Linked DNA regions of Homo sapiens: regions 2, 3, 4, 5, 6 and 7 are each linked to region 1. The links are chromatin loops, found by intact Hi-C in ENCODE. Cell type or tissue: endothelial cell of umbilical vein. All regions are shown on one strand. Links, peaks and the distances in the headings refer to the core of each region. The heading gives the core; the rest is flanking DNA.

The links. Hi-C counts contacts between places; a loop is a spot of excess contacts. Peaks named below come from ENCODE experiments on the same cell type or tissue, not always from the same donor. Only the 100,000 strongest peaks of a DNase experiment are listed, where the experiment ranks them.
Region 2: it touches region 1 in a loop (5-fold over the local background); 66 of 110 quality-filtered maps call a loop at or near these places.
Region 3: it touches region 1 in a loop (11-fold over the local background); 66 of 110 quality-filtered maps call a loop at or near these places.
Region 4: a loop joins it to region 1, with 6 times the contacts of the local background. A loop is called at or near these places in 12 of 110 quality-filtered maps.
Region 5: a loop joins it to region 1, with 8 times the contacts of the local background. A loop is called at or near these places in 2 of 110 quality-filtered maps.
Region 6: a loop joins it to region 1, with 4 times the contacts of the local background. A loop is called at or near these places in 6 of 110 quality-filtered maps.
Region 7: it touches region 1 in a loop (4-fold over the local background); 2 of 110 quality-filtered maps call a loop at or near these places.

What each region holds. Positions count from the first base shown.
Region 1 is chr3:158,915,968-158,919,967 of GRCh38, forward strand. No RefSeq gene overlaps it. Among named protein-coding and RNA genes, the nearest start is that of MFSD1, 120 kb to the left of the region's middle. RefSeq lists a silencer at 2,108-2,157. In endothelial cell of umbilical vein, for the core only: a CTCF peak has its summit at 2,128 (motif pointing right); a DNase peak (open chromatin) is centred at 2,244; H3K27ac peaks cover 397 bases.
Region 2 is chr3:159,258,621-159,262,620 of GRCh38, forward strand. It overlaps IQCJ-SCHIP1 (IQCJ-SCHIP1 readthrough), which reads left to right. Exons shown (of 10, transcript NM_001414413.1): 4 at 3,928-4,000. It overlaps IQCJ (IQ motif containing J), which reads left to right. Exons shown (of 4, transcript NM_001042706.3): 4 at 3,928-4,000. Among named protein-coding and RNA genes, the nearest start is that of SCHIP1, 13 kb to the right of the region's middle. In endothelial cell of umbilical vein, for the core only: a CTCF peak has its summit at 1,641 (motif pointing left); a DNase peak (open chromatin) is centred at 1,621; H3K27me3 peaks cover 218 bases.
Region 3 is chr3:159,250,714-159,255,397 of GRCh38, forward strand. IQCJ-SCHIP1 (IQCJ-SCHIP1 readthrough) reads left to right here. Exons shown (of 10, transcript NM_001414413.1): 3 at 2,014-2,094. IQCJ (IQ motif containing J) reads left to right here. Exons shown (of 4, transcript NM_001042706.3): 3 at 2,014-2,094. Among named protein-coding and RNA genes, the nearest start is that of SCHIP1, 20 kb to the right of the region's middle. In endothelial cell of umbilical vein, for the core only: a CTCF peak has its summit at 2,265 (motif pointing left); DNase peaks (open chromatin) are centred at 1,728 and 2,238; H3K27ac peaks cover 403 bases.
Region 4 is chr3:158,844,108-158,848,107 of GRCh38, forward strand. No RefSeq gene overlaps it. Among named protein-coding and RNA genes, the nearest start is that of MFSD1, 44 kb to the left of the region's middle. RefSeq lists enhancers at 1,773-2,067, 3,222-3,271, 3,442-3,511. In endothelial cell of umbilical vein, for the core only: a CTCF peak has its summit at 1,845 (motif pointing right); no DNase peak of the experiment used is centred there.
Region 5 is chr3:159,189,545-159,194,228 of GRCh38, forward strand. The region is part of intron 1 of IQCJ-SCHIP1 (IQCJ-SCHIP1 readthrough); the gene reads left to right. All of the region lies in intron 1 of IQCJ (IQ motif containing J), which reads left to right. Among named protein-coding and RNA genes, the nearest start is that of SCHIP1, 81 kb to the right of the region's middle. In endothelial cell of umbilical vein, for the core only: no CTCF peak of the experiment used is centred there; DNase peaks (open chromatin) are centred at 877 and 2,087; H3K27ac peaks cover 1,534 bases.
Region 6 is chr3:159,128,117-159,132,800 of GRCh38, forward strand. All of the region lies in intron 1 of IQCJ-SCHIP1 (IQCJ-SCHIP1 readthrough), which reads left to right. All of the region lies in intron 1 of IQCJ (IQ motif containing J), which reads left to right. Among named protein-coding and RNA genes, the nearest start is that of IQCJ-SCHIP1, 61 kb to the left of the region's middle. In endothelial cell of umbilical vein, for the core only: a CTCF peak has its summit at 2,179; a DNase peak (open chromatin) is centred at 835.
Region 7 is chr3:158,792,257-158,796,940 of GRCh38, forward strand. No RefSeq gene overlaps it. Among named protein-coding and RNA genes, the nearest start is that of MFSD1, 7.5 kb to the right of the region's middle. In endothelial cell of umbilical vein, for the core only: a CTCF peak has its summit at 2,894; no DNase peak of the experiment used is centred there.

The DNA of each region.
Region 1 (4,000 bases), core at 1-4,000:
TTTCGACTGACCAATTAGCCAAAGGCTTTTATTTTGTTTCCTAGCTCTCCCGATATTATGGGGACCATGGGGGAGAGAGGATACTCACCCATCCGCAGGAACCAAAATGGCACTGACTGATCTTCCACATGGGACCCAGTTGAATGTCTCTCCAGATTTCCTCACCTTGGGTGGGCTTGGCTGTCACACAGGATGTCTGGTGCAAATGCTGGTAACCTATTGAGCTGTTGGTTAGAGCAGCGAGTCTCACATGAGGCAGCAGCACTATGGTCACTTGCCCATCCACTCAGCTCTGTTGCCTGCCAGGGAAAGTGATGGCTCTGAAAAGAGCCTTTGGCTATTAGTACAGCTCTATAGTATTAGCTATTTATTGTTACAGCCTTTGTGTTATAGCTCTTGCAGCCTCTATCACAGACTGCTTTGCTGTCTCTTGCCATCTCTGCTTGTTGTCTCACTGATCGGTCTCTTGCTGTCTCTCACGGTCTCTTGCTGTATTCTTGCTGTCTTTGCTGACTGCCATCTCCTCATCTCTCGCATTCTATGGCTCACTGTCTTCAACCCTTTGTTAATCACCGAATGATGGAGGGCAGCTGAGCCTCAAAACTGGGGCTTAGCCTAGGAGGGTTCTTGTATTTTCCCAGGAAAGAATTCAAAGGCAAGCCAGTAGTGTTATACAGCAACTTTTATTGAACTGGCAGTGTACAGCAGCATCAGAGGTTCTGCTCCTTGTGGAACAGGGTTGCTCTGGGCACACTGCCTGTTGGGTAGCCCTTGAATTCCTTCCTGGGTGAAGCTGAGAACTCTCTCAGGCTAATCTCTAATTTTGGGGCTCACCTGCCTTGCATCAGTTGCATCTATGGCAGGCTGTGCTGACCCCATATGAGGCTCCATTGCTAGAGTTGCTTTCTGGGTAGGGTCATGAATGGCCTTGTCCTGAACTCCCTTACCTGATCTTCTTATGGCCACATTTGAGGATGTTGCTAGAGTTTGGGGAAAAAAACAAAAAACAGTTGTGTATGATTCTTCATCTCATGGAGATGAGAGAGCCACGGATACACAGGTACTAGTGTGTGTGTGTGTGTGTGTGTGTATACATGCATGCATCAGTGTGTGTAAAACTACAAATATTCTGTTGCCTTAGGATAAAACAATATGACTTACTTAATACTAAGTTTCAGTATTATGATTTATAAAACAGTAGAAAGAAAAAAGTGCTGTGACAAAATAGTGCACAATTTAAACAAGAAGAAAATACATTTTAAAGGTAATGTAAACCTCTTTCAATGGACTTTGCCAGGTGGTGTACAGGACAGTGACCTAGGGCCCCAGCTCCTCAGGGCAAGCATAGCAGGCTGTGTGCAGAGTACCTAGGTGTTCTTTCTGAATGATGTCTTTCCTGTATAATTTCAGGTGGAATGAGGAATGACCTCATGTTAATGAATAGCAGTTTGATTATTGGTGAGGAAATTTTCTCTTTAGAATGAGAATTATTGTTCTGGGTTTGGAGTTCATGTATGGAACTCAGGGGTTTCTGACTCTTGAAATTATATTGAAATGTTTGGAGGTACTTGTATGTATGTGTTTTTTTCACAGATAGGTTTGTATATGTGTACATTTTTCTAGGGATAGGTTCTGTAATTTTTCTCAAGTTCTCAAAGGGGCATGTGAACACTCCTACACTGGTTGTACAATCATGTCTTAAATGATTTAGGGTTTTAGGTCTTAGGGGTGGTGGATTGAATTATTGTTCTAAAGTATTCACTGTGCCTCCACATTGGCACTTTCCTGGAGAAAGATTAGAGTCCCACCCCACTGATGTTGAGCTTGGCCATGTCACTTGCTTTGATTGTTAAAATGAGTGGCTATGACACATGACACTCCTGAGCAAAAGCTTTAACAGCCATTGTTTGATTCTACCATCACTCTTTTACTTCTGCCATGTGACTGACATGTCCCAAAGAGGAGCTGCATCTACTTTCTTGACTGAGAATGAAGAACTGGAGCTGAAGTTGACTCTGGAATATCTCACGCTAGTAAGAAATAGACCATATTGTTGCAAGCCACTGAGATTTGGGGGTTCTTTGCTGCTGGCAACATATCTTGGCATGAGCCGACTGCTCCAGTAGGTGGCAGCCTGGGTTACATTCAGAATCTTACAGGACACCACTGGAAGGCCCTGGTGTGATCAGCTTCCTGCGGTTTAGTCCATTAATGAGTGACACATTTTTCCTGTGGATTCTGTGTGTTGCTTCAAGGTTTCCCCATGGAGACAGAAATAAGATATTAGTCCTGTGGGGTTCATCTGTTGAAACTCAGAGGCCATTTTTTCAGGTTCAGAGTGCTTCTCTAGCAGAAGGGAGCCACTCCATGCCTGTTTCTTCCCTCTGCCCTGTGGCTAAGTGTGTGTAGGAAAAAAATCACTGATACGAGGAGGTGTCTGAAGTCAGGAACAACTCTTTGAAGCATGACACAAACCACCTAACGCAATAGTATGAACATATTGAAAAATTATGGGGTGCATATCATTTGTGCTGCAAAGTATACTATAGATTTATTTTCTAAAATGCTCCCTTACTCTAGGAATGACAAGGATGAAGAATAGGTGTTACCACAGTAGGGCACAATGAAAGGCCACCCAAGTGAGAAAACAGATTTCATAGGTGACTCATAAACAAAGTACTACCTTCAGGAAAATAAAGAAGCCATCCATTACCCAAACAAAATGCGTAATAAGGACAAGTGCTTCATCACCTCATGTTTGACGGCTAGAAGTCAGAACTTTCATAAGGGAAACACTGCAAAATCTCATTCTTTAGTCAGAATGGGCTGCTCCTGAATCAAAGAACTATTCTGTCATTGGAGAGATTTGACTTATTCCATACCCCCAGATTCTTAACTACTGCCACCATTAAGTGGTTTTAATTTTTAATAATTTTATTGCTTTTAAAAAAATCTGCACTAAGTTAATTATCCCTATTAACTTAAAATGGGGAAGGTTACTGGCCAGCTCATAAAAGATCTGCCCTGAAACCTTTTACCCAATGGAAAATAATTATAGGAAACCATATTGCTATGTTATTAATACTCCAAGTGGGATAATTTCCTAACCCAGTACGGTACATCTAAGAAAATGTTCAACTTTTCATCATAGCTTGTAAGACTTTATTATTTCATTTATGGCATTTATTCATTTAAGGCTTATTTATTGCCTGTTTTCTATTTGCCAGGTACTGTTCTTGGTGTTGGCTCAGCAAAGACTCCACCCTCGAGGTGGTCACATTCTAATGAGGGAAGGCAGAAATTAAGTACTAACAACAAAGATAAATAAATGTGGAATATGTCAGGTGGTGATAAATACTCTGGAAATGATAAAGCAGAGTAAGGTGAGGTAGAGAATTATGGGCAGAGATATTATTTTATACAGGATCATCAGGGCAGTTCTCATTGATTGAGGGCATTTATGAAAGTCCTGAGTGAAGTGAGGCAATGGCCATGTAAAGATCAGTTGGAAGAGTGAGGAATTGGATTTACGTCTCATTTTACTCATAGTCCTGCAAAGTTGTATGTAAATTGAATTTTAAGCATATTATGAAAGCTTATTATAACTTTTTTGGTAGTGAATCTTTCTCTAAAATGAAGATACCATTGGCAAAATAAACAATTATGCCCTCAAAGTAATCTGCATTGTAAGTGCAAGTTTCTACACATTGAATTCACTTTAAGAAGGCTACACATGTTCAGGGTACGATGTTATCAATGAATAATGGATATGAAGAAGAGTTTTGAGTTAGTGAAAAGTCTTAGGTATAGATTTTTATTTTTAAAAAAGACTTACTATTTAAAAGTATGTCTAATTATAAACAAATTAACAGTGTTGCATAGTTGAGGCTCTTAGAATACCTCTTCGAATAACCAGAATGCTTTATGATTAACATATGCAAATCACATAAATACATGCTTTCAAAATGTCTGAGAGTTCTTAAAAATGATTTCTGTAGTT
Region 2 (4,000 bases), core at 1-4,000, 340 kb after region 1:
TCTCTGATGGTGTCCTCTTTTGTCCATCCCTAAATTCAGCCTACTTGAGTTATAATGTATTTTGAATTTTTTATAATTGTTTGGTAACATATAAAAAATAGTACTTTCTCATAAAAAATCAAGATTTCTGGCTGTTCTTGAAAAGTTGAAACCAATTATCAACTGCACCAAAGCAGGGTTGCCCACACTGCCCAGTCTGTGCCCCACTGCACAGTCTGCCCCCAGCCTGACCCCAGGTGGCTTCTGAGAGCCTCTTGCCATCTTTGTAGCCTCAGACTTACTGCTCTTCTCTGGGATCCTCCTGCTTCCTGCCTGGTGTCTTCACTTCTGTGCCTTTGCCCAAAGATCTTCTTCCTCTCCATCAATCTCAATCCCATCCATGCTTCAGGACTAATTAAAATACTAGGACTCCCTCAAGCCTTCTCTAAGCACCCTAGCTCTCTGGGAACCCTCTCCTCTCCTCTTCTAGATAAACATATGCATTGGCAACCCGGACTGCACTGGCTGTGAGTCCCCCAAGTGGCTGTGAGTGCATGACAGAGCCAACCGCACTGCAAAACACACAGGGATATACAGAAAAAGGGCAGAGGCAGGCAGATTGTGCCACCCCTGCTATAAGAGAAGATACACAGGAACTGACCTAGCAAAAAGAAAAATTGTTGAAAATGTATTTGTCATCTGTTTAGAAGTAAACCCTTACACTTTATTTATAATTCAAAATATAGGAGCACACAACATGTGCTTTCTTACTTCAACAAGCCTTTAAATAATTATAATGAATAGCATTGTCTAGTTTCAAAAAAAAAATGTCAAGGTAGTGGGTAATTTACTCTGTAGCCACAAAGGAGACTTGTGAACAAGAATTATGGTAAATCTAGGAGAAGAAGGCTGAAAGTGATTCCTTATGATTGAGAGATGAGGTGCTTCTAAATTTTACTTTAGTTCCCTCTTACAGTAAAATAACATCTGGAGATGGTATTAAGACAGCTTAATACTGGAACAATTTAATCTTTGAAGGTCATGTTGTAGGAATCGCCAAGGGGAGTAAATAACATGTAAACACTTTTCTATGATACAGAGAATAACATAGCATAGTTCCATCATTAAAAAACAATGTAGCAATTTTGGGTAATAGCCTGGTGTGACATGATGGCCCTGTCATTTTTTGACCCCAAATGCTAATTTAAAGACTTGTCCAGCTTATCATCTAGTCCTCAAAACTGTAATTATGAAGGACAAGTAGTAATGAGAAATATATATATCATAGTATGTTTTAAAAATAATAAGATCGTGTAATAAATTGTTTTCACATATGTGGATGACTATAAAATAAATATTACAAAAAAACAGCTCCTGTATTAAGAAAGTCAGTGGGTGCACAGATGTTTTAAATACATATTTTAAAAGTACTTAATATTGTCACCTTATAAATTAGAAAAGAAAAGGATATCCATTAACTAGGAAGAAAATAATGTTGTCTTCTTAATATCTGACTTAAGGAGAACTGGTATGCCAATTTCCAAATTCCATAAAACCAGGAGGGAGAAGAGGATGTTTAAGTGCAAATTCCTTTGCAAACCTCTCATCTCAGTTTTGCCCAATGTTATTTGGTTCTTTAGAGGTGTCACACCGCCCTCTGGTGTTCAACAAGCTAAAATGTAGTATCTCAAATGGCCACTATATTTTGTTTTTGTATGTTCTGAATAATGAAGACGATTTAAAGGGAAAAAAGGACAGTGTAGAATACCTCAAAGTCCTATAAAGTTGTGGGTGTTCTATTGGTTGTCAACATTTTCTAATTTTTAGACAGCCTTTAAAATGTTACACATTCTGAGCTCTTGACGGGCAGGTTTAGAGACTTTAGGAACCTTCAAGCAGCAGAATTTGTTAGCTGGGCTCTGGGATACCCCAAGCAACTCAGAGGATGTGAACATCACCGACAGCTTCCTTAAGTTCACTCCTCTCTGATATAACGGGTCTTGAAGAAGCAAGAAGACCACCAAACTCAGGCAGGCAATCTTATGGGACTCCCTTTCCCATTCTGCTTAAAATCTTTAAGCCAAAGAAAAACAGAAATAAAAATGCACTTTGAGCAAGATTTCGTAATAAAACAGTGACCAAATATAATTCAAATTTGGGCCAGATTCTGCTTTAGTGAGGCTTGAAGTATGTATAATCTGAAGAGTCCTTTAAAAAAAAAACTCTAAAAGTATCTTATTTTTACAATTCTATACAAATCATGAAGAGCCCCTCATCAGGATCTTGGAAGAGGCTCCTGGCCTTTAAGTAAGAACCCCTAAAGCTTAAGTTTCCTAGCTTCAGGGAATTGGCTACTGACCCAAAAGTATTGTTTTCACTACAGTTGATGGACTTTTCCTTGAGCATTGTAATTCCCAGACCTTTAATAAATTAGGGAAAACATACAGATTCAATAATGTGGTCACATTTTTTTTGTTATTTATATGCTGTGACCATTGAGAATTGATGATCTTTGAACTATTCCAGCCAAATGAGAATAAATAAGTTTGTTGATTCAGAAACAACTTTAATGACATAGGTTGTGTGTGAAAGAATTACAGAGATCAGATGCTTCCAGGAGTTTAGAAGAGATAGTGATAGAATTAATACAGCTATCTTAAACTATTTTAAAAGGCTGAATCCTAACAACTAGTCCGCATGAACTGTTAACTCCCAGAAGAGGTTAGACTGTGTTCAGTGACCCCCCCTATGAAAATCGAGATGTTAATCTCAAAGATCACAAGCCAGTCTGATATGATTTGGCTCTGTGTCCCTACCCAAATCTCACCTTGAATTGTAATGATCCCCACATGTCAAGGGTGTGACCAGATGTAGACAATTGAATCATGGGGCAATTTCCCCCATGCCGTTCTGTTGATAGTGAGTTCTCAGGAGGTCTGGTGCTTTTACATGGGGCTTCCCCCTTTACTCAGAAGAGGTGCCTTCTGCCATGATTGTAAGTTTCCTGAGACCTCCCCAGCCATGCAGAACTGTGAGTCAATTAAACCTCTTTTCTTAATAAATTACCCAGTCTCGGGTATTTCTTCATAGCAGCATGAAAACGGACTAATACACAGTCCATGGGGGAATCACTTAGCTTATATTAAGAAGAGGTTTCCGTTATCCTGAGCAGAAGATAATTTATTTTTTCTGATACTAATCACAGAAAATAACTTCCTTAGGCGAAACCTGAAATAGCTGCCTAATGACATTACATTAATTCTCTGAGTAGTACGTAACACTTGAATAATCTTTGTCCATTTCTTTATTTATAATCTTTGTCCATTTCCTATTCCCTTCCACAGTATATAAAACCCATGATGTGGTGCTCTCGCCTGCCTTGTGCCCCACAGCAGGGCCACTGCATTTGGCCATGCAGACTGTGCTGCACATCACTGACACCTTCACCTTGCAGTCATGCAAAGGACTGCTCTGGAGCTGTGCACGGCAGAGTCCCTGTTCAGAGTCTACAGCTGACCCTGGCACAGAATGGCCCCTCAAAAATCACACATTGAGTGCATGCAGTAGTAGTCAGCCTATTTATTATTCTCATCTAAAATATAAGATGAAAAATTGAAAGAATTTGTTGTCTCATAAATCAAAGTACATTTACCTGTGCAAACTAGTTTGTTTTGACTGATGAATTTTATTATTAAGTTGACTCTTTTAGGCCGGTTGAGTGCAGTCAAGTCTGTGAAAGTCAAACCAGTAAGGTAGGGAGACAGTCTCCATGGCTGGATTGAAGTTAAAGTTCAGGTCTCCTGATTCACTACATCACATTCTGTATGTTCTACTTCCCTTGGCACCAAAGCCAATTCCTTCAGACTCCTTGTGAGTTTCTGAGTCTGTGGACCATGATCCAACAGTAATCATGTGTGTGCTGTTTTTTGTTTTGTTTTGTTTTTTCAGCATTCAGCGAGCATGGCGAGAGTACCTGCAGCGGCAGGAGCCCCTGGGGAAGAGGAGCCCGTCCCCACCCTCT
Region 3 (4,684 bases), core at 301-4,300, 340 kb after region 1:
CAATTATTAGATTATCTCCACCTGGTCTCGTCCTTGACATGTGGGGATTATTACAATCCAAGGTGAGATTTGGGTGGGGAGAGAGCCAGATCATATCACTTTCTATGCCCACCTACCCAGGATTAGGTTCCTCCGTGATTCTCCTTTAATAATATCTGTCACACTTGCAAATACTTGTGTAATGTTCATGTTCTCCTAGATTGTGGGACCACAGGAACAGGGACCATGTCTAGTGTTTTCACCATTTTATCCTCCATGCTTTGCATCATTCCTGCCACACAAGAGACATTAAATATATGTGTAGAATGAGTGATTAACAATTAATTAGTAATGGACCCTGAATACCAATGGCACAGAGTAAACAAGAGTGCTTCCTTGCCCCTCAACAATCAGGCTGAGTAACCCCAAGCTATCTTGGGGTGCTGACACCACCTACTTGTCATGTAGGAATTTATGTGCTCTCCTATGTTTTCCCTACCGCCAGGACATTCCTTTCTAAAAAGAAAAAAATACATTTGTGATTCTAAGGGATCTCTCCAGCACAATTTTTTTCTTTTTTTCCCTTTTCTTTACTACCACCATATTCCTAGTCCTCATAACCTGGACTATTTGAATAGCTTTCTAACTAGTTTTATGTCACTCTCCTTGCTCACTCCCACCACAAATCATCCTTAAACCCTCCATTTATCATATTTCCCTGCTCCAAATGCATGGAGCTCCCTGCTGCAATAGATTATGATCTACAGTGTGAAAAGCTTTTCACACTGTAGATCATAATCTATTGATGGTTTGTTAAATAAATTTGGTGGGTCACCACTGACCTTTTAAAAAAAGTTTCAAATATAATTCAAAAATCAAAGTATATCACATGTAGTTGGGGGAGTAATGTTTCTTGAAATTTTTATTGCACACACACACACACACCCCTACCTTACCACATGCACAAGTACTGAATTGGGATGTTAAATATATTACCTATGAAAACTTCAGTCAGTGGGATTAAGTTTAATAATCCTGATATTAAAATACTCCAACCAGTGCCTTCTGGTGGAGAGAGCAGTGAGATGTGAGTTTTAATGGGGTTCCTCCTGTACAGTAAATTTAACATTATCTCTCCAAGCTTCAGATTTTTCAGCTGTACAGTGGGGAAAGTGACTTAGTTAATGGAAGTTACTGTGATAAATAAGATAATGCACATAAAATGCCTATGACAGTGTGTTATACACATTATGAGACCAGTAACTATTAGCTTTCTGCTTATCAAAGCCTATTTCCTTTTGTTCTCCTATTTTTTTCATCCACTTCGACCAAATTTCTCTTTATTTTCTAAAAATATCCTTTGAATGTTTTCACCTCTATTTGTTTTATTGTCTTCCTCATATGTTGCCCTTCACTCTCAACTTACCTACTTCCTATCCGTCCTTCAAAACTCATCCCAAGAGCTGCCTTCTCCATGAAGCCCTTCTTGATCGTTGTAGCACTAAGAGTGCTATAAGCTCACTGAAAGCAGTGATCATTTCTCTATAGCCCTCTGCCTTTCTACAGGTCAGAGATCCATGCTTTGTTCCCAGTGGAAGCCCTGAAACGGCTTACAAATGAAAGGAGGAAAGGTCCAGTGGCAGTGGTACTACTGGGGATGAGTAAGGTCTTCTCTACAACTTACTAGTTGGCCAGTATCATGGAATTTATAACCATATCCTTGTGTTTTTTCTCCCCCTGAAATTGTCCAATATGCTCCTTTTCTTTTCTCTTAAAGGAAATGATTTTCATACCATAGCTATGAATGTTAGTTGAGAACAGCAAAAGGACAACAGAAATAAAAGTCAAAGCCACATTTTTTTTTTCATGATATGGTTACTCATCCATCATCCATCAACAGGAACTTTAATAAATTAAAATAAACAAAATTGAATCTACATCTTATTTTACACATAAGTATAAATTAGCAGTATTATTGCTATAGATGTTAACCTTCTGGATTGGGAGATATTGAGACATTATTTCTGTTTCTAGTCACCAGCTGGCCATGGATGCAGAGAATAATATTGAAAAGTATCCCCTCAATCTACAGCCCTTGGAATCAAAGGTGAAAATGTAAGTTATTTCAAAGTATAAATTAAGCAATTAGTTCTAGTTTTATGAATTCCTGAATAAATCTGGAATTTTCGGGCACAACAGTTATGCATCTTTATTTTACATTCATGTGCTGCATATTATTTCCTCCCTCTTCTAAGCAGGAACACAGCTACTTTGGGTACACAGCACCATCTACTGGGTAGTACAGGGAATTATTTGCTTGCCATTATTTTCACCACTTTTTGGTTTTTCCATTTCTTGTCTAGTACAATCCTTTAACTTCCACTAGCATTTTCCTTTGCCTTTCGTCTTAGTAACTTGGTGGTTAATTCTATCTTTGAACAATTTGGTTATTTCCACCTCAAGCCATCTATGTATCACACACACACACACCCTTTTAAAAATCCTCTTCTTTCTATTTCAGCTTCTTTTCAATTATTTTGGGAAAATGTTTCTTCTCTTCTTTTTTTCTCACTTCTTATCCTTTTCTTCTTATTGTCTGTTAAGATACCCAAATGTAAGCCTCCTCCCCCATTATAAATGACTATTACCTTAAAATAGTGCTAACAACATCTCAATATTAACAAAATGAAACTAACAAGATCCAAATTGAGAAAGACTTTATTATAGAACAAAATATTAACCTTCTAAAACCATTTTAAGTAGAGAAGGGGCCTGTTATAATTACCTTGGAAGCAATTTCAAAAATATTTATGACCGTTTTCCGAGATCTTTTCCTGTTCTGATTTTCCTTCAGAAGCATATATGAGAAATGCCAGTGAGTGTATATTTAATCTCTCTCCCCACCCTCTCCCTCACAAACACACACACACACACACACACACACTCACACACTCAGTATAACACTCCGAGAAGCATGAGAATTTAAACGAGAATGTTAACATATCTGAGCTTGGCCAGAATCACTGATCTGTTTTTTAACGTGCAAGGAGGAATCTTTTAGAAAAGAAATCGCCCTAAAGAAGGGCACCTTGAGGTGTGTACAACGTTGAACAACACCAAGTTGTTGCTGGACTTAGGAACTAAAACAGAAATCACACAAATACATAATATCCTGCTGGATAAGAGCAAATACCAATACATACCCCTGTAAATCTATGTTAACCTTGGTCACCAGTAAAAAGCTTGCCTCTGCATGAGCATAGAAGGCTACCCCTCAAGATGAAGTCCAAACAAGACTTCTGAACCAGTGGGGTGCCCAGCTACAAAGTTCTGTGTCACACTTACTAAATACATAATGAATCAGGCTATCGAATCATTTTGTGTAAGCAGTGTGTCAGCCTCACTACACAGGACATTAGTTGGCAAACATAGGTTGCTTTATCATTAGGAATTTTCTCATTAAGATAAGGTCCTGTTAAATGAAAATGTGCTGGTGAAAGAAAAGTTGGTGTATGACAAATTAGAGTGTTTAATGTGAATGCTGAAATTAAGTTAGAAAAACTCCTGGGTCTTTTTCAGTTCCCATCACCTTCAATATGTAGGGGCTGTGGGGTAGGTACCAGGAGAAGGACTAGGCAGAGAAAAAAAATCTCTGTGCTTCAGATTCCAGCCAGCTCAGAGAGCCTGAGATTTTATATTTGTTGATTTGTTGGAGGAGTCTCAGCTCAATGAGGTGCAAACAGAATGGTTTTTATCTCTTCTAATAATTCTGAATCCCATTTCTGCTCACTGGAGAGAAAGGAAGGAGAGAAAACTTAATCTTGCCCAACAATAGAACTTGAGTCCCATTGGAGAGTTTAGTCTAGTTCAGTGACTTTTGTCTGATGTGGTTATTAAATTCTTAACTCTCATGGCAGGTTGAAAATCTCCTCTCTGCATACATGAGACCTTTTCTACAGCTGAGTATTCTGCTTCCTTCCTTTCCCTCTCCTCTTTCTATCTCCCCTTCTCTCCTCCTTCCTTCTCCCTTCCCTCCTTCTCCCTTCCTTTATCAGTGTTACCTCTCCCACCCCCATGTACTAAATACCAAGACTGCCCCAGGTTTCCTATGAATAGATGGCGGACACTTTCACTCTCAGCAGTTGTTTCCTTTAACAACTGTCCTATGTTTTGGGACTCTGAGGGAAGGGGCCATTGGGTCTCCTGTAATCCCCCCAATAGTATAGGCTGCACATCCTCAATGGGTTTGTGCCCCTTGCTCTGCGGGGGCTTTGCCCCATGATGCACCAAGCAGTGCCTTCCTCCAGCTGACCGTGGCATCTTCAACAGGGACAATCTTGGGATATTCTCATTCCTGCTTTCCAAGATAAGTTTTTTTAGTCCTGAAGAGCATTGGGTATAAAAAATGTGCCCTTGTCCCAGGTACCACGGTCACCCTGTATTATCACAGGCTTTCTCTTAGGGTCTTTTGACTTCTTTTGGTGGGGACCAACTGAGAGTCTATCTTCTCCTGGGGGTGGAGGGAAGTGAGGGTCAGTCCACCATAAAATCCCCTCTCCTGAAGGCTCTCCTTTCCCCTCCATGATGAGAAAAGAGTAAACAGTTCCCATACAGGGTGTCTGGCTAGTCTAGTGTCTGCAAGCCCTGAGGGGGATGGAGGTGCTGTGGCAAGGCAATCTCTGAATGTAAAAGAGAGGAAAGATGA
Region 4 (4,000 bases), core at 1-4,000, 72 kb before region 1:
TGGATGTGAGGCATGAGCCAGATGAGTTGAGGGTGTGTCTGAGCTCTACAATGTTGATGACTGTGTGGGTGGTGAGGGTCTGAGGTGAGCACCAGGCTGAGGACTGGAGTTCTGAGGTTGGTGCGGGGGACAGTGGCTCTCCATGAGGTTGGTGCAGGGGACGGTGGCTTTCCATGCCTCAGCCTGCTGAGGGGCTCACCACCCTGCTCCCTGGCTTTAAAATCTGGAGAGCAAAGTTTTTATGGCTGGGCGAGTAAAAAAGCTGTTTTCATTCATTTTGTACCCTATAATTTGTTCATCTGGGGGGCTGGAAAATGCTTAGTAATTTCTGGTGAAGCTGCCTTCCCATCTCCGTGTTGGCTCTTGGAGGGAAGCCGAGGCGGGAATCCACCATGATTTAGCACTGGCTTGGGTCTGGCAGTCCACCCACATGATCTTACTTAATCCTCAGAACAACCTTGTGAGCAAAACATTATTACCCCTGTTTTATGATGAGGAGATTGAGGGTCAGAGAATCCTCTAGGGCCTATTAGGACCCCTAGTCTAGTAGGCAGTACTCTGATCTGGCCCATGGGCTAATGCCCTTCAAAGGACTGTTTTGGGGTAGTGAGAAGTGCTCAAATCCCACCTGTGCCAGGAACAAGTATGCCTTCTAAAGCGCTCACCATATCTCTGAGCCATGATTTCCTCAGCTGTTGTAAAATGAGACAATCCCTTTCTGGGGAGACTGCTGTGAGAATTACCTAGAAGAGAGGCAAGTGCCCCACAGGGCTGCCACGAGGGAGAGAACCCACACATTTTCTCTTTCCCTCTCTTCCCTCTGCCTCTTTTAGAGACAGTGGTAACCTGGAGACCTGAGCTCTTTGGTTTATGTGGCTGGGTGGGAGGGCAGGTGTGGCTTTGCTACCCCAGGATGGACAGGGTCACTTTATCCCTGTCTGTTACTGTCTGTGGACCCAATTTTATCCACCACTGATTCATATGTTGAAGCCCTAACCCCAACGTGACTGTATTTGGAGTAAGAAAGTAATTGTGGTTAACTGAGGTCATAAGGATGGGGCCTAATCTGATATGATTGGTGTTCTTATTAAAAGGAACACTGGCTGGGCACGGTGGCTCATGCCTGTAATCCCAGCTCTTTGGGAAGTAGAGGTGGGAGGATCATTTCAGGTCTGGAGTTCGAGACCAGCCTGGCCAACATGATGAAACCCCATCATTACTAGAAATACAAAAATTAGCAGGGCGTGTTGGCGAGCGCCTGAAATCCCAGCTACTCGGGAGGTTGAGGCAGGAGAATTGCTTGAACCCGGGAGGCAGAGGTTGCAGTGAGCCAAGATTGTGCCACTGGACTCCAGCCTGGGAGACAGAGTGAGACTCCGTCTCAGGGAAAACAACAACAGCAACAACAACAACAACAAAACAGAAACAAAGGGACACCAGAAAGCTTGCTCTCTCTGCCATGTGAACACATGGATTTAAATCTGTGAGTTGACTTTAGCATTTAATATTTTATCTCCATCTGGAGAATATCTTGAACAAATGAAACCATTTGATGGAGTCTCATAAATGCCTTCAGACAGTAAAAGTTTGTTTTTATAAGTTTTTAAAAATAATAACTTGATTCATATGTACAATTCTTAATTTGCAAAGATGAACTAGGGACTTATTTACATCACAGCATAATTACTTGATTTTTAACAGGTTTATATAAGGGGGGCCCCCTGTGTACAATTAATTAGGTGGTGGATTAAAGTAGCAGGTGGTTTTTTTGGAATTAATTTTCTAACGTGCTTCAAATCCACTGGATAACTTGATGTTATTTGTCCACCTGACCACTAGGTGGCAATAAAGACCAACAGGTTACAATCCCTCCCGCTACCTGCTGCCCCGCCTCAACCCCAGAAATGGAAGCCAGAATTAGGGTCTTGTCCAGGTATAGCAGCTGTGAAAGAGATATGATTCATTGAAGACATGTAAAAAAATCCCACCGATCAAAGAATCTCCTATTGGTCTGTTGTCTGCAGTTACTATGTTAGGTTCACACAAAGGAATAGAGTGTAGCCAGTTGAAAGCTGCCTGTTGGGATGATTCTTCAGACTATCCCGTGAGATAGGCATGGCAGGCACCTTTCCCCCATTTTACAGCTGAGGAAACTGAGGTTCAGAGAGGTTAAGTAGAAGTCATGTCTGTGGTGATTTGGGGAAAGCCTGGACTTTTTACAAAGCAAAGATTCAGCAAGTTCCCAGATTTCCGGGGAATGTTTTCTTACCTACTTGTCCCTCCAGTGCCTGTCACCACCACCTGGAAGAAGAAAGACATGGAAATAAAATAGCAAGTCATCTCTCAAGTCACTAGATATAGCACCTCTGTCATAGATGACAGAACCCTAGCTCAAAAAGCATGATCTGGAGATAATAAAAAGAAAGATAATATATAATATTAAAATAAAAACTGACAAGAGTGAGACCCCTCTCCCATCCAAGTACTAACCAGGCCCAACCCTGCTTGGCTTCTGATATCAGGCGCATTTAAGGTGGCATGGCTGTAGACACATAGCAACCCTATACTCAGTTTAAGATATACCTTGAGTCTGATCATAAACGGCACTGATGTTAGCTTTTTAATGATTTTGTATTATATTTTTACAACGTAGGCTTACATTTTCTCTGTACCTGGGCCCCTCTTCCATGTTTGAATTGTCCTGAAATATGGGAATCCAAGGGCTTTTATTTTTTCACAATCAAAGCAAATTGGGTTCTTTAAATAATTTAGAAGACTTTCTAGAGACAGTGAGTACTTAATTTCAATAATTAATTTGTACAGCAGCTTGCACATTTTTGTGTTCTGTTTACAAGGATCTGACACAAGTTCAACTTTGTGTAAACAGGGAGTGATTGGGAAACTTGTATTGTCACAGCAGAGAAGGTGGCTGCTCTGAAATCAGTGTGACTCTGGAAAAATAATTACTACCTTTCTCTTTTTAATCCGTATGTACATTTGTGTGATACCCCAAATTGACTCTGAAATCAGAATTTTTAAACTCAATTAATGATGTGGTAAAAATAGCTGTAGCTATATTGTCCTGTAGTTGTGAAAGCCCATCACTGCCTCTAGGCTCAGGACTCTGAAAGGGGATTTTGAAAAAATCTTTTTCCTTTTACTTTCATTTAGCATCAAAGATCTTTAAATGCATCATGACTGAGTCTTTCCTGTGTGCTGTGTATGAAGAAATGTAAAAAGCTGGTTTGGTTTGGGGCAAGATAAGATATCAGTTGCAGAGCCGGGGGCTCCAGGAGTCGTGGCAAAGTTGCCTAAGGCATCTGCAGAGTAGGGGCTGTATCCCAGGACCCCTCCTTTGATCTGGTCTTACCCTCAGGCAGCATGTTCCCCTGACAGCCTGCCTGGAAAATGCTACTTACAGTGCTAACACCCTGGTGTGCTGCCCACCATCAGAGCTTTCTTGTTGCTATAGGATTTCTGGGGTGGGAGGGTGGTGCTGGCGGGGGAAGAATCTACAGCAGCTCTGGACACTCAACATGTTGGGGAGGAGGGAGAACCATGCTGTCTTAGCCTGAGTCACCCAGAAAGCAGAGCCAAGGCTGAATGGGCTACCGTTTTATTGGAGAGTGTAATCCGAGGGAGCAGGAGTGAGGGACAGGGGAATGACCTGTTGAAGGCGGGAGAACCAAATGTGAGGATTTGAAGATGCATTATTGAGTTGGCCCACACCCAAGGCAACTGAGTGCTCAATCCCAAGGGACGGTCCTCTGAGAATCTGAAACCTGCATCTCCTGTGTCTCAGGAATCGATTGTGCCTCATATCCTCAGGCACAGGAGAGGGAAGCATTTATCCAGCAGCTCCTGTCTCCTTCTGGCCAGGCCCACACTCCCTGGATGAGCTTCAGGGCTGCTCTTCCTGCAGGGGCTTTGAGAAAGTTCTCCTCCAAAGGGGGCTGTGACAGCGGGTGCATGGCACATCCTGTGAGAACAGAAGAGGATC
Region 5 (4,684 bases), core at 305-4,304, 270 kb after region 1:
ACTGATTGGAGTAGACAATGAAGCTCTAGAAACTAATTGTGTGTACTTTGCTGCCCTAGGGTCGTTTTAGTGGCTGATATACTCCCACCCACCACAGCATCTTTGCCAAAGAACATTGGTGTTTAGTCTTTGCCAAGAGTAGGAATTTTTAATCCTCTTTCAAGAAGACTCAGGTTTGGATAAGGCAGAGAGGCCGTCACTAGTCGTTCCCCTTCTGAAAAGAGGTGTCTGATCTTCTGTGGATCCAATCTCAGGCTCAGACAAACCATGAGCACTCCTGTGAAGCAGGCAAACCTGGACTTCCAAGTCCTAACTGTTCTTTCCCCTCATTGCTGAATTCTGATCTCTCCCTCCTCAAGTCTGCACTTATGCTAGGGTTCTTCAAAACTCACTCAGGAAAGGGCCTAACAAACCCATTTGTATCAAGATAGGAATGCCTGAAAATATTCACCCTTTGTCAAGAAGTGAACCCTTAATCATAAAGATTCAGGCCTCAATGAACTGTGTCTATGGCATGGAGGATAGATACAGTTTTAGGCAGGATCCCTTCCATCCCAGTGTTCCTGATACGTGGCTGGCCCTAAGTACCAGTTCCCTGTGTGTGACCAGAGGATTAGCACCCTGCTCAGCTGCAGTGGGTGGAAAAACCTCTCCTTTCTCAACCAAGACTCTTCTGGATTTGTGCCATCATTTGATCCTGGGATCTTGCAGTTCTCTCAGCATATAATCAAGAAAAACAGCCATCTGTCTCACTGCCCTGTGTTTCAAATGCAAGTTTTCAATTCAGCAAACATTTCCTGAGCACCTACTTCTGCCAGGGCATGTTTAAAGCTCTGGGCTAGATTTGGTAGTGCTGACTTCCGAGATTTACAGTCTCATTAGGGAATGCATTCTTCTCTGGTAATGGAAGGACACATGAGTGTTAAGGTGAAGCTGAGGAGAGGCGCATGAATCATAAGTAGGAAGGACTGCTTCAGAGGCAGCTGGAAGTTTAGCAGTGCCTTGTTGCATTTGACAGGAATTGAGGGATGAAAGGAAAGTCATTCCTGGCAGTAAGACAGCCGTGAGGTACATACTTGGATGAAGCTATAGCTGAAGGGAGGTCAATGGAGTCAGCATCCTGGGGTCATTAAGGATGCAGCACTGAACTGAGATGGACCTGTGTCCCGGTTCTAGCTTCACTGCTACCTTGGACATTTTGCTGAACTTTTCCATGCCTCATTTTCCAATATGAGAAATGTGGATAATAATAGTAGCTACCCTGTAGGCTTAATGTCAGGAGTAAAAGATATTTAGGTTAAGTTCTTGGAAAAGTTCCTAGCACATAGCAGTGGCTCAAAAGGTGTTCTTGTATAGTTAGGGGAACATTAGACATTGTACCAAATAAACCTCCACATTGCAATGCTTAACACAATAAATATCTATTTTTAGTCATATTTCAGTCTTATGCGGATGTTCCTATTCTCAGGGATTCTTGAATTCAATGACTTTACTGCCCCCAGGAATCTCAGTGCCCTTGACATGTAGTCAACAGCAATTGGAGTGGGGAAAACGCAACTCCTCCTAGCCTTTACATAGGCCTGAAAATAACATTTCTTTTTTTGGTGGAAACGGGTTCTGCAGCCCTAGTTGGATGCAGTAGGTAGTGAGAAACACAGTTCCTGGCTAGACGGAGGCTTCCCAGCACCTTCTCTAGGCTCAGGTTGGAGGAGCATGGGTTTAGGTGTACAGTTAGCCATCCCTGCCTCAGTTAAGATGATGAAGATGAGGAGGAGGAGGCTGGGGTTGGATCATGGAGCATCTTGGTTTACAGACTGAGGACCTAAGATGATTTTGTCTAAAGACATTAGGATTTGGGGGACAGAAATGGTATATCTCATTAGACACCATCTGAAATTCATTGCTCAGTTTTGATTTTTCCTCAGGGTGGGAGGGTGATACTTCCTGAGGCCGACAGAACAAGTGGTCATCGTGTTTTCCCTGTCATTGCTGAAATGAAGTGGGCGATGGGATTTATAGCCTATATAAGGCTTTGAGTCAGTTTATTAGAGTGAGTTCATGCAGAGGGTTAGCCAAATAGCCCTCCAAGTTGAGAAATAATAACACTGCAGCTTTATCTCTGCTTTTATCTGAGGAGCTACAAAGTACTTTACAAAGCCTGACAGCATCCCCCTAAGGTGACTAATATTATAGCTATTTTAGCAGGGAGATTTTATCTCTGGTACAAGTTAGTATAAAGCCATTCTGGAAATACTCTGGCCAAGGTTAAAAATTCTATTTGAGAAACGGAGGCAGTTGGACACAAGCTCTGTTTCCCATTCTTCCCATTAGGGACTATATAGAAATCTGTATTTTATCATTATGATGATTTTCCTGTTGGTATCTTTGGTACATTCCTCCATAAAGGAGACCAGTGAAGCCATTGAAACCCTTCCATACATTTTCATCAGAAAATGATTTCCCTTAGGAAACTGACCTTTCCTCCTCAGAGAAGTGACAGTCCTATAAGTTCAAGAGGTGAGAGCAAAATCTATGCTCTTAGAAAAGTTCATGCATGACTATGCCAAAAGCTTTAGTGAGACTTTGCTGTCCAAGGTGACTTTCTAGATGATCTTGTTGGTAAAAATCAGAATTTTGGCTTCTTTAGGCATACTCTCCCTGGCATCTCTCTCTGTTTAAATGTTATTGATAATTTATGTGCTTTGGAGACAGATCTCTTTTTAGAATCCAGGCATTACCTCTCCTATCAAGGGCAATTTTTGGGGTGGAGGGCAGTTTTTCTTGTGTTCATTACATACAAAACTTGTATCCTGGTGCTATAGGTCCAGTCCCTCATACTCTGAGATGGATATTTGCATGCAGGGAACTTCTTGGGGAGTGGTTTTATGAACCACATACATAAGAGAGTGAAGGAAGCAGAGTTGCGGAGAGGTAGAAATTGAACTGTGAAGCAATTGTGACAAAGACCTCAGCTAGTCCTACTGGGAACTCTGGAGCTAGCATGGCCCTTCAGAGTTATTTGGAGTTGAGACAAAAGGACCTGGTTTTTGATCAGCCATTGCAGTTGATTGCCTGTAGAAGGGGGCGGAACCTTAGGCAAGGAGGCCCTCTTCAGCCAAGAGCAATTCCTTAGAGAAATTATATTGTGCATTATCAGTGGCCATTGCCTGGCGTCTGGGGAAATGTGTGTCTTGGTCCTGAAGGGTGGCCTGGACAACACACCACAGCATGCACTACAGGTTATTCCTTGCATGCTCAGGTTCACTGTCTTGAAATATTAAGTTACCTCATCTGGGAACAGGTCCTCAAGAATTCTGGTTAGCCTCTCTCAAGGGGAAGCTTACAAGAAGAAGGTTAGAAGAAGAACCTCAGCCCTGCAATGCAGCTGGTCTTAGGGTCACAGCTGACTCTCACCATTTACCTCCTCTAAGATCCATTCTAGTTTCCTCTCATCCTCAGCTAGCACTTTTGCAAGTCAAAGTGGCTTATCTTGTGAGGCAACCCAGACGGTCATCTCTAAGGGGTCTTAAACACTGGTCACCATCCTTTTCAGTCCGTAACTGCTACATTTGACCTTCAAAATTGGGTAGGAGAGTACTGACAGATACCCTAGTAGACACATGGTCTGCGGAAAATATCTCTCTCTGCAAACCAAGACCTACAGACCTAAAGAGCTTAGAGTTGTGAAGATGAGACACAATTTCACCAAGTGGGTTACTAACAGTGATGATAGTGGGACAACTTCTCCATCTACCTAATGATTCTAGATCCATATATTCTAAGTACTGGTGGTGTACTGGCCTTGAAAGGTGTTATTTCCAATCTGATACCTCAGGGAGTCTTCCAAAGGTCAGCTGAGTCCAGCAGCTTCTGGGATGTTTGATATGTGATAGGAGCAGTGGTCCCATACTCATCTGAGTATACCCATATGAGTATGCCCTCTGCTGCTGAGTATTTCTACCTCTTCCCAACTCTGCTTCACTCTAAAGTGGTTTACTTGGTTTAATGTGATGTTATGTGTGGTTCCATGTTGGTGGATCAAAGATTCTGTAAGAATCTTGTATGGTGGTACAGGCTAAGAACTTATGAGCAAAGGAAGAAAATCTATACCCAAAATATGTGTTAATTCCAGTCAAAATTATTCACTACCCCTTTCTATTAGAATGTAATCAACTTGCCACCAGTTGGATATTTGGTCTTCTCAAGGGATAGTGCCATATGGAGGATCACTGGTCCTTTTCACTGGCAGGCGGGACGTTGGTCAGCAGTGAAATCTAGATAAGACTTAGTACAAGGGACCTCATGATGTCTGGCTTATGTGTACTCTCCAACTCTACCACCATGGATATTTTGTTTTGTGACTGTTGTGCCAAAACTGGTATGGCTGATGACAGATGCTGACTTACATCAAATCCTGTCTACTTGATTTTCAAGGGGTATAGATGTCCAAAAACCCTTCAGACATTTTGATATTCCTCTTCCCTCTGTGTATGGTTACTTGAGTAAATGGTCATAGGTCTTTTGGGGGAAGAACTGAGGAAGTAATTACCATACACACTTGCTGTGGTGTTACAAAATCCTTTTGCTCTGTAACTCAGCCTCTTCTTCAATCAATGGGCTCTAGTCTGAAAACTTGCTCAGATATGAAATTGATGAAAATTGTGTGAGAGATTTTTACTGAAGA
Region 6 (4,684 bases), core at 262-4,261, 210 kb after region 1:
TTCATTTTGTTTGAATAAACCACAGTCTAACAAGATGCTTCTGTTTTATTATCAGGCAAAGGTAAATGTAAAAATTCATGGGACAATGGGCTGAGATTACCAGAGAATACATTCATAAGAGAAATTTGGGAGGCTGTGAATTTCAAGTACGTTCTAGGGCTGAAAGTAATAACTAGAATTGGTTGTTGATATGTCTATATATGAGCCAGAGGAATGGATAGAAATCCAGACATTAAGAATTAATTTCAGACTGGCTATGTCATTTCACTTGTGCAGACAAGAATCTTCTCATCCATCTGGTGATGGAATCGATGTTAGAAATATGTCTTTTCCTCTGTCATTTTCTGAAGATACACAAGCAGAATTCACAAATATTTTTCTAGGAATGTCTGTTGGGATACCCATTCTCAATCTTGGCGTCTCATCCACAAATCCCACACTTTTTGTAGTGCTGATACGCATGCCCCTCGTTTCTAGACTGACCTCCCCTCTGTGTAAAATCTTGTGTGGACTCTGTCAGCCTCTCTCATCTTCCAGCTTACTAACGTTCCAGTCCATCCTGCCTGTGTGGCCAGATTAGTCTCCCTAAAGATCTGCTCCCAACACATCACCCTTCCCTTTCCCAAAGTTTATAAAGCACCCTTTCTTCCTACCGTGCTTTGAGAACAAACTTCTCCTTCACAATATAGTCTGACTCATCTTTTTCTACCCAAGTCTTGCACAATTCTTAAATACTTCCTCATATTCCATCCAAATGATGTAGCCCCTTGTTTTCAGAACTCATATGCCCTTTGTTTTCCTGTTTCTGTCTTTGCTCATCCTGTTTCTTCAGAACTCTATTTCTTTTTTTTATCCCTATCTCTGTTTGCTAAAATCTTATCCACTGCTAAAAACAACCACGCATACCAACTCATCACACGTTCAACAACAACAATAACAACAAATTTTTCAACTTTTATGAAAAATTACTATAACAACATTGATAATTTGGAAAATAGAGGAGAAAACAATCACAAGTCTCTGATGTATTAATAATTATTAGTATTTCCATCTCGTAGATAAGGAAACAGAGGCCCTAAGAGATTAAATAATTTGCCTGGGCCACACATCCTGTAACTAGCAGAAAGTTGGGATGATAACAAGTCTACACCAAATCTGCTGATTTGTGAAATAGGAAAAAATTTTCATTTCTGTCTCTTGTTTTCACTTAATAGTTTGAGAAGCTCAGGGCTAGTCCTATAGAGCTAGCCATTTCCCCCTAAGTAACATCTGCAAATCTAATTGCACCTGAAAATATATTCCATTATTTGTAACCTCCTTGCCTTCTAAGCTTGTGGCACAAGTTGACTAGAGGTGGGGTTCTTTGTTTGCTCAGCACTGTCATAAACTTGGTGAGCATCTGTGGTGGTAGAAGCTCAAAAAAGCCAAATTTCTCTGTGTAATAGAGGGGAAAGAGTTGTAAAGTTCCCAGAAGAAAAGTTCAGGGGAGAGGAATGAGAACTAAAGGGAAATCATTTGTATGGAAGGAAGGGTGTGGTCTAAAAGAAAAACCTCATAATAAAGAGCAGTTTTAGCATATAGAAACATTTAAAAATTGTTTCATTTTGAACTAATATACATTATCCCTGATGTAGATTCATACACAGCAGTAAGAAATAATACAGAGATATCCCCTAGGCATGTCACCCAGTTTCCCCCAGTGGTATTATCTTGGATAAGTACAGTTCAGTATCACAACCAGGAAACTGACATTGATAAAATCCACTGACCTTATTCAGATTTCACCAGTTTTACATGCACTTGTGTGTGTGTGCACAAGTGGGTGTGTGCAGATGCCGATGTGTATTTGGCTCTATGCAATTTTATCACAAGTGTAGATTGGTGTGAGCAACACCACAGTCAAGGGAAAGAACAGTTCCACCATAGGATTTCTAGTGTTGCACTCCTGTAGCAAACCATCTCCCTCCCCTCCCCATCCCTAACCTCTGGGAACCTCTAATCTTTTCTCCACCTCTATAATTGTATCATTTCAAGAATGTTATGTAAATAGAATCATACAGTAAACTTTTAATATGAAATTTTCAGTTATTTGTTGGGAAGTTTTGTGATATAAGCACCTCATCTGTCTTTCTAATGTCATCTTGAGTCTATGCTGCTTGCTATTGCTTTTACAACTTAGGCCACGGGGAGGCAGTATGTGATGGAATGCAAGTTCCTAGGAATTGAGAGATGTTGTAGGTAGAGCTTTGACTTTCAAAGACCACAGAATTGGTGGAACTGTGAGCCCACAGTACCTAGATCTCTAAGGGGCAAAAGAGGTACATGTGACATTGCATGAGATAATATTTGACATAGAGCAACTAGAGATGTGAGTGCATTCTGGCCACATCATCTGCTAACTGTGTAAGATGTTTCCTCATCTGTAAAATGAGGATGATAGTGATATCAACATCATAAGGTTGAGGAGAAGATGAAATAAAATACATTGTGTACCTTGCCTGGCATGTATAGTTTGAAACATTGTAGCTTCTCAGGTATATATTTATTTCACAAATATTTATAGAGCATTTCCTGTATGTCAGGAAGCACCAGGGTCAGATACAAAGGTGAGCAAGGGTAGATTAATCTCTAAGAAATATGTACTTCTTTTAGTTAAGTGGAGTATGGTTATAGAAAGCATACAAAAGCAGCAATAAAGCATAATTTAGTCCGATTTACTTTTCTATAGAAATATAGTTTTTTTGTTTGTTTATTGCCTGTTCCCTTCTGCTATTGATCCAAGCTGTTAATTATCACCTATCTTTCAGAAGAAAAGTGTTAATTGCTCCTTTAATCCTTAACTCCTTCATCTGTAAAATAAAACTTTATCTTTCCTACCTCTCAGGATTATTCTAGGGAAAGAATTTGGGAAGAACAGAGAAGGCAAAGTATGTAAAAGAATTGGTAAACAGCAAAGAGCTTGTGAATGTGAGGTACCACAAGAGCAGCATGGAGGAATGAGCACATACCTGGAGGTAGAAGTCCTGGGTTCAAATCCTGTATTAGCCACATGGTGCTAGTTGTGTGACTCGGAGCAAGTAATTCAACTACTTGGGGCTTCAGTTTCTTGACATGTCAAATAAGAATGACATCACACATAAGTATGTCTCTCTCTTAACGTTGTGCTCTGGGCACTACACACCACCCCCCGCCTCACCCCCACCCAAGTCCCTCTCTACTTTTCTCCTTTTCTCTGTGCTCTGGGTGCCTGATCCCTCTGAATGCCTCATCCAGCTCCCTGGCCAGTTAGCTGTCAATTAAATTTGGCCAATGAGAGGCATTGGCAAATCAGAAAGTTATGGGAAAGAAGCTGGGGCACTTCTTTGCTCTCTCTGCTTCTGTGCCTAGTATCTGGCAAGGATTGTGCCCCTCCTTGAACTCAGTCTCCAGGATAAACCCTCCTAGATGGTGCAATTCTCACTGAGCTTTAGTAACATTATATTTTCCTGGAGGTTGATAACAGCTGTCTACTGTTGTAAGTTTCTGGATGCCTCACCATCCCTTACTAGTTCACTTTTTCCTCTCTGCACCTCTGCACTCCTTTCATTAAGGTCTGTTCCCTTGAACCAGCTGAGCTAATTATTATTCCTGCCAAGATCCCAACTGGTACAGGTGGGAAGGGATTAAATTTAAATATAAATGAATATTATTTAGCCTTGGGTCTGGCACACAATAATAAACAGTGATTCTCAGGCTCTCATTTGTCTACATGATTTTGCTTAGTTTTTGTGCAGAGAGTACCTTCTTTTTATTCCTTATGGCTTACATCAAATCCACTCTTTTACATTAAGTACACACACACACACACACACAAATAGAGCAAGCCTGTTTTCCCCATCCAGAGATTATGCTGCCATGAATTTGCCTCTGTCAGCCCTTCCAGCTGACCCATAGATCCTCACCCTCTGTTTGGAAACTATCTGTATTTTTGTACTAAATGCTAAAGAAAGATCATGTGCAAGTTAGCAGAGCTTCTCCTGGGATTTTTACAGCCTGCTGTTTTCAGTTGAGAAGGTCTTGGAGTTTCTTGTTTGTTTGTTTTTTAAGATTTAGGCTCAGAATTGGAAGTTACCTTGGGGTTGTCTCCTTCAGCTTCTTTTTCATACATAACCCAATCCTTTTAAGCTCTAAGTAACTAAGAAGTGTGATTTGGAGAAAAATTAAAAGAAACCCCTGCTCTTCTCCCACGATATCCAGGCATGGATTAAGATGCTGTCATTTGAAGATCTTTCTGGCTGGATTTTTCTTCCCCTAAATGATTGAGTTAACACAATTAATTTTATAGCATCTCCTCTGGTAATCACAAATGATTTTTTATTATATAATTTCCAGTAGGAGAAAGATGGGTGAGTAATGAAGTTGTGTGACCAGAGACAAATAATGTGGTTGCCAATATTTGGAGTCTAATTCAATCTGTTTCCTGCCTTTGGATGCTTTAGACTCCTGGGATTTTAGGAATGGAAAGAGCCTTACTGATCACCAATCGATTCCTCTTACTAACCGATAAGGCCACTGTGTGAGGCTCAAATTTAGGAAATTACTTGCTCATTTAGGAAGATGTCGTATCTAGTTTTTATGGCTAATGAATTCAAAAGCATAATCTAAGTGTTGCTATTGATCTCAGAACCTTGAGTAGAGAAAGGTT
Region 7 (4,684 bases), core at 402-4,401, 120 kb before region 1:
ATACATAGTTGGATACATACACAAAGAGAAAGAAAATAGAAACAGATTAAGAGAAGAATGCATGAACAAACAAAACATAGAGGCATACATTTATCAAAAATTGAATACTGTAGGACATAAATGTATTCATTGGCATTCGAAATTTGGGGCATTTTAGGATCACATTTCATCCAAGGCGTGGTACCTGTCTTTGTTCCCAACCCGCGAGTCCCTCTCCTCTTGATCCTAACATACCAGTTTAGTATCTTTGGGGGTAGATCATTTATCTCTATTTAATTAGTTTTCAAAACAGATGATAAGAATGTGCCTGTCTGGAGGTCTGTATAAAAGGAACTTTTTTTACTGTCTAATCTTTGTTCAGTCGTTAATTTGTATTGAAATTCCAGGGAATTATTTATTCTGCTCCTTCAGAACTCAAGTTTGCTATAAACAAATGAGGAAAACAGCAAATTATTTCCTTGGAACTGAATAAAAATAAATGTAAATGATTCCTACGCGTTTTGATGTACAAAAGTAGTCCTACCTTATCCATGGTTTTGGTTATCTGCAGTCAACCTCAGTTCAGAAGAATGAAATGGAAAATTCCAGAAGCAAATAATTCATACGTTTTAAATTACATGCCATACCGCGTATCATCATGATTTCCCAGTATGAAATCATCCCTTTGCCCAGTGCATCCACTGTTTCCACACTCCCCGCCAGTGAGTCACTTGGTAGCTGTCTCAGTTATCAGATCAACTGTTGCAGCATCGTAGTGCTTGTGTTCAAGTAATCCTTATTTTAATAAAAATGCCTCCAAAGTGCAAGAGTAGAGATGATGGCAATTCGGATATGTGAAAAAGAAGCCATAAAGTGTTTCCTTTAAGTGAAAAGGTGAAAGTCTTCGACTTAATAAGGAAAGAAAAAAAATCGTATGCTGGGGTTGCTAAGATCTATGATAAGAATGAATCTTCTCTTTGTGAAATTGTGAAGAAGAAAAAAGAAATTCATGCTAGTTTTGCTGTTGCATCTCAAACTGCAAAAATTATGGCCATCCATTGTGTGCCAAGTGCTTAGTTAAATGGAAAAGGTATTACATTTATTGGTGGAAGACATGAAGAGAAAATGTGTTCTGATTGATGGCAATGTTAGGCCAAAAAGCATTCAGCTACATGAAGACTTCAGCAAGGGATCCCCTAAAACTAGTGACATCAAGCCATTTACTGCAAGTAAGGGATGGTTAAACGGATTCAGGAGTACAGAAGGTCAATGGTAGCTTATTGCTGTCACAATGACTACATCATTCACCTCACTTCATCTCATCATGTAGGCAGTGTATCATCTTGCATCAACATAAGAAAATATGTACAATACAATATTTGGGAGAGAGGCCACATTCACATAACTCTTTTTACAGTGTATCATTACAGTTGTTCTATGTTATTATTAGTTATTATTGTTAATCTCTTACTATGTTTAATATATAAATTAAACTTTATTATAGGTATGTATGTATAGGAAAAAAAACATAGTTTACATAGGAGTTCGGTACACTCCATGGTTTCAGGCATCTACCTGGGGAGTCTTGGAAAGTGTTCCCCCAGGATAAGGCGGGGGCTAGTGTACAATAAAAAGCAGTATTTATTAAGCACATAAACATTCTTTCAGATCTATTATTCATTTATTTAAATTTGTAAACATTTATAGGGTACAGGTGCAATTCTGTTACATGCATAGATCATGCAGTGGTCAAGTCAGGGCTTTTAAGGGTATTCATCACCCAAATAATGTACATTGTACCCATTAAGTAATTTCTCAGTACAGAATTTCTCACATTCACCCTCCCAACCCTTCACCCTTCTGAGTCTCTACCATCTATCATTCCACTCTCTATGGCCATGTGTTCACATTTTTTAGCAGTCACTTAGGAGTGAGAACATGAACTCCCTAGACCTCTCAGTGGACACTTTCCTGCTATCTTGGCCACTAGTTTTGCCAGTTAGGCTCTAAAATATAAGGACAGCCTTAGACTCCTAGAGTACATATTTTTCTTTTAAAATTGGTACTTCATTTACATAATAATACAAAAACTTTTCATTCCTGTGATTACATAAGTCAGCATAAACTATTTTTCATGAGTCACTATATGGAAGTAAACCAACGTCTAATCCCATGATCCAAATCAACGCAGTTATTTTCACCAGACTTCAAAGGCTGTCTTTGCACATCTTCTATGTAGAGTTGGATGAAGCTAATATAGAAGTTGAGAGAGTCAGAATCTCTTTCTAAGGCCTTTGTATATGATGTTGTTTTTGCCTGAAATGCCCTTACTCTGCCCCTCCAACCCCCACTCCCAGTCTTCTTCATTCTTCAAGATCAAGCTCATTTTTCACTGCTTCTGGGCTCCCAAGCAGAACCAGACACTCCTCTCTTGTCCCATACTAGAAACCTGCACTGCTGGTGGGGAGAGGTGGGGGTGGGGGTAGACCGGGGAGACAAAAGAAGGCATTGAAGGGGTTTACATCTTGGCTTCCAATATGAAGGATGAAGATAAAGAGAATGTTTTGGCTCACACAGCACTCAGGAGTTGTAGGAAGTAAATGCACATGAAGACTGAATCCAGAACTTGGATTTTTAGGAGTTACCCTATTCTCTTTTCTGTCTGTGTGGCTAACTTTGCTCCAGAGGCTGCAACCACCCCCACACCTGTGAAACCAGGCTGGTCAGTCTAGTGACCTTGTGTCCAAGATGATAAAGCCTATACTTACACCCCAAATTGCTTTCACTTTCCCATCACTTGATAATTATAAAATAAGTGCAATTTGTTTGGCTAATAATAGGTCAACACAGTTAGAATGAGCAAGTTCATTGTGGACAGGAACAGGTTTTTCCACAGCAGTAAGCTTCCTTTGTTACACCACTAGGTGGTGTAACGTGCTCCTGATTTAAGGGATTCACTTATTAAGCAGTTTTCAAGCTGGCCCTGTTCTAGATGTTTGAGATACAAAGATGCACAAGACTCTTAGGAGGTCAAAGTGTGGTGTATATAGTTTCAGATTTACAGAAAAGTTGTAAGGCTAGTAAAAAGAGTTCCCACATACCTCTACCCAGACACCTGAAATGGCAACATTTTACCATGTTTGTTTTATTCTCTCTCCATATACATATATATCTAATATATGTACATGTCCTTTGACTTCTAAATATCTCAGTATGTGTTTTCTAAAAACAAGTTCCTCCTCCTCCTCCTCCTCTTCTTCTTCTTCGTCTTCGTCTTCGTCGTCTTCGTCTTCGTCTTTTCTGAATTTTGCTCTTGTTGCCCAGGCTGGGGTGCAATGGCTTGATCTCAGCTCACGGCAACCTCCGCCTCCTGGTTTGAAGCGATTCTCCTGCCTCAGCCTCCCGAGTAGCTGGGATTACAGCTATGCGCCTCCACACCCGGCTAATTTTGTATTTTTGGTAGAGATGGGGTTTCTCCATGTTGGTCAGGCTGGTCTTGAACTGACCTCAGGTGATCCATCCGCCCTCCTTGGCCTCCCAAAGTGCTGGGATTACAGGAGTGAGCCACCACGCCCGGCCACAGGTACCTTCTTTTATAACCACAGTCCAGTAGTCAAAATCAGAAAATAAATGCTGACAGAATACAAATTACTTACAGAACTTAGATTTTGTCAACTGTCCCAATAATGTTCCCTATAGCCAAAGAAATCCTGGATCATGTGTTGCATTCAGCTGTTATGTCTCTGGAGTCTTCTTTAATCAGGGCAGTTCCTTAGTCTTTTATGACACTGAGAAATCAGGCCAGTTATTTTGTATAATATCCTTCAATTTGGGTTTGTTTGATGTTTCCTTATGCTGAGATTTAGGTATGATGAGCTTTTGTTAGGTAAATCACAGAGTTTTGTGTTTTCAGTTTCAGTGCATATCTGGGGGCACATAATGTCACTTTGTTCCAATACTGGTAGTATTAACTATGATCACTTGGTTCACGTATGTGGGCCAGGCTTCTGCACTATTTTTTCCTTTGTCATTAATAAATCTCTGGTGAGGAGCTACTTTGAGATTATGCATATATCCTTTACACTTCAAACTTTTATCCACTAATTTTAGTAACTACTGATTCTTGCCTGGATCAGATATTATGATGATGCCTAGCAAACAGTGGTTTTATATTTCCATCATTCCTTCTACATGTATTGATTGGCTTTCTATTACAAGGAAGAGCATTCCTTTCTCTTCTGTTTGTTTAATATTTATCCCAGGTCTAAGGGAAGAATGTACACTATCTTCACTGCCATTTAACATTGAACTGGAGATACTCACTACTGCAGTTAGTAAAGAGAAATCAATTGAAGGCAGGAGAACTAGAAAAGAGTGAGTAAAACTCTTTGTCTTTGCAGATGGTATGACAGTACACCTGGAATATCACAGAAAATTAACAGCAAAACTAAGTCAAACTAGAGAAGAATTCAATAAGTTGGCAGGACATAAACTTAACATACATAAATCAACAGCCTTCACATACATAATCAGTAACATGACATAAAGGTAGAGAAAACTACATTTACAAAAGCAACAAAGAATAATAAATTTAACAAGAAATTTGTAAAATATATATGAAGAAAACTTTAAAACACTCTCAAAAGACATGAAATAGTTTGAAAAACTGGAACACCACTTTTTTTTTTTGTATGTGATGACTTAA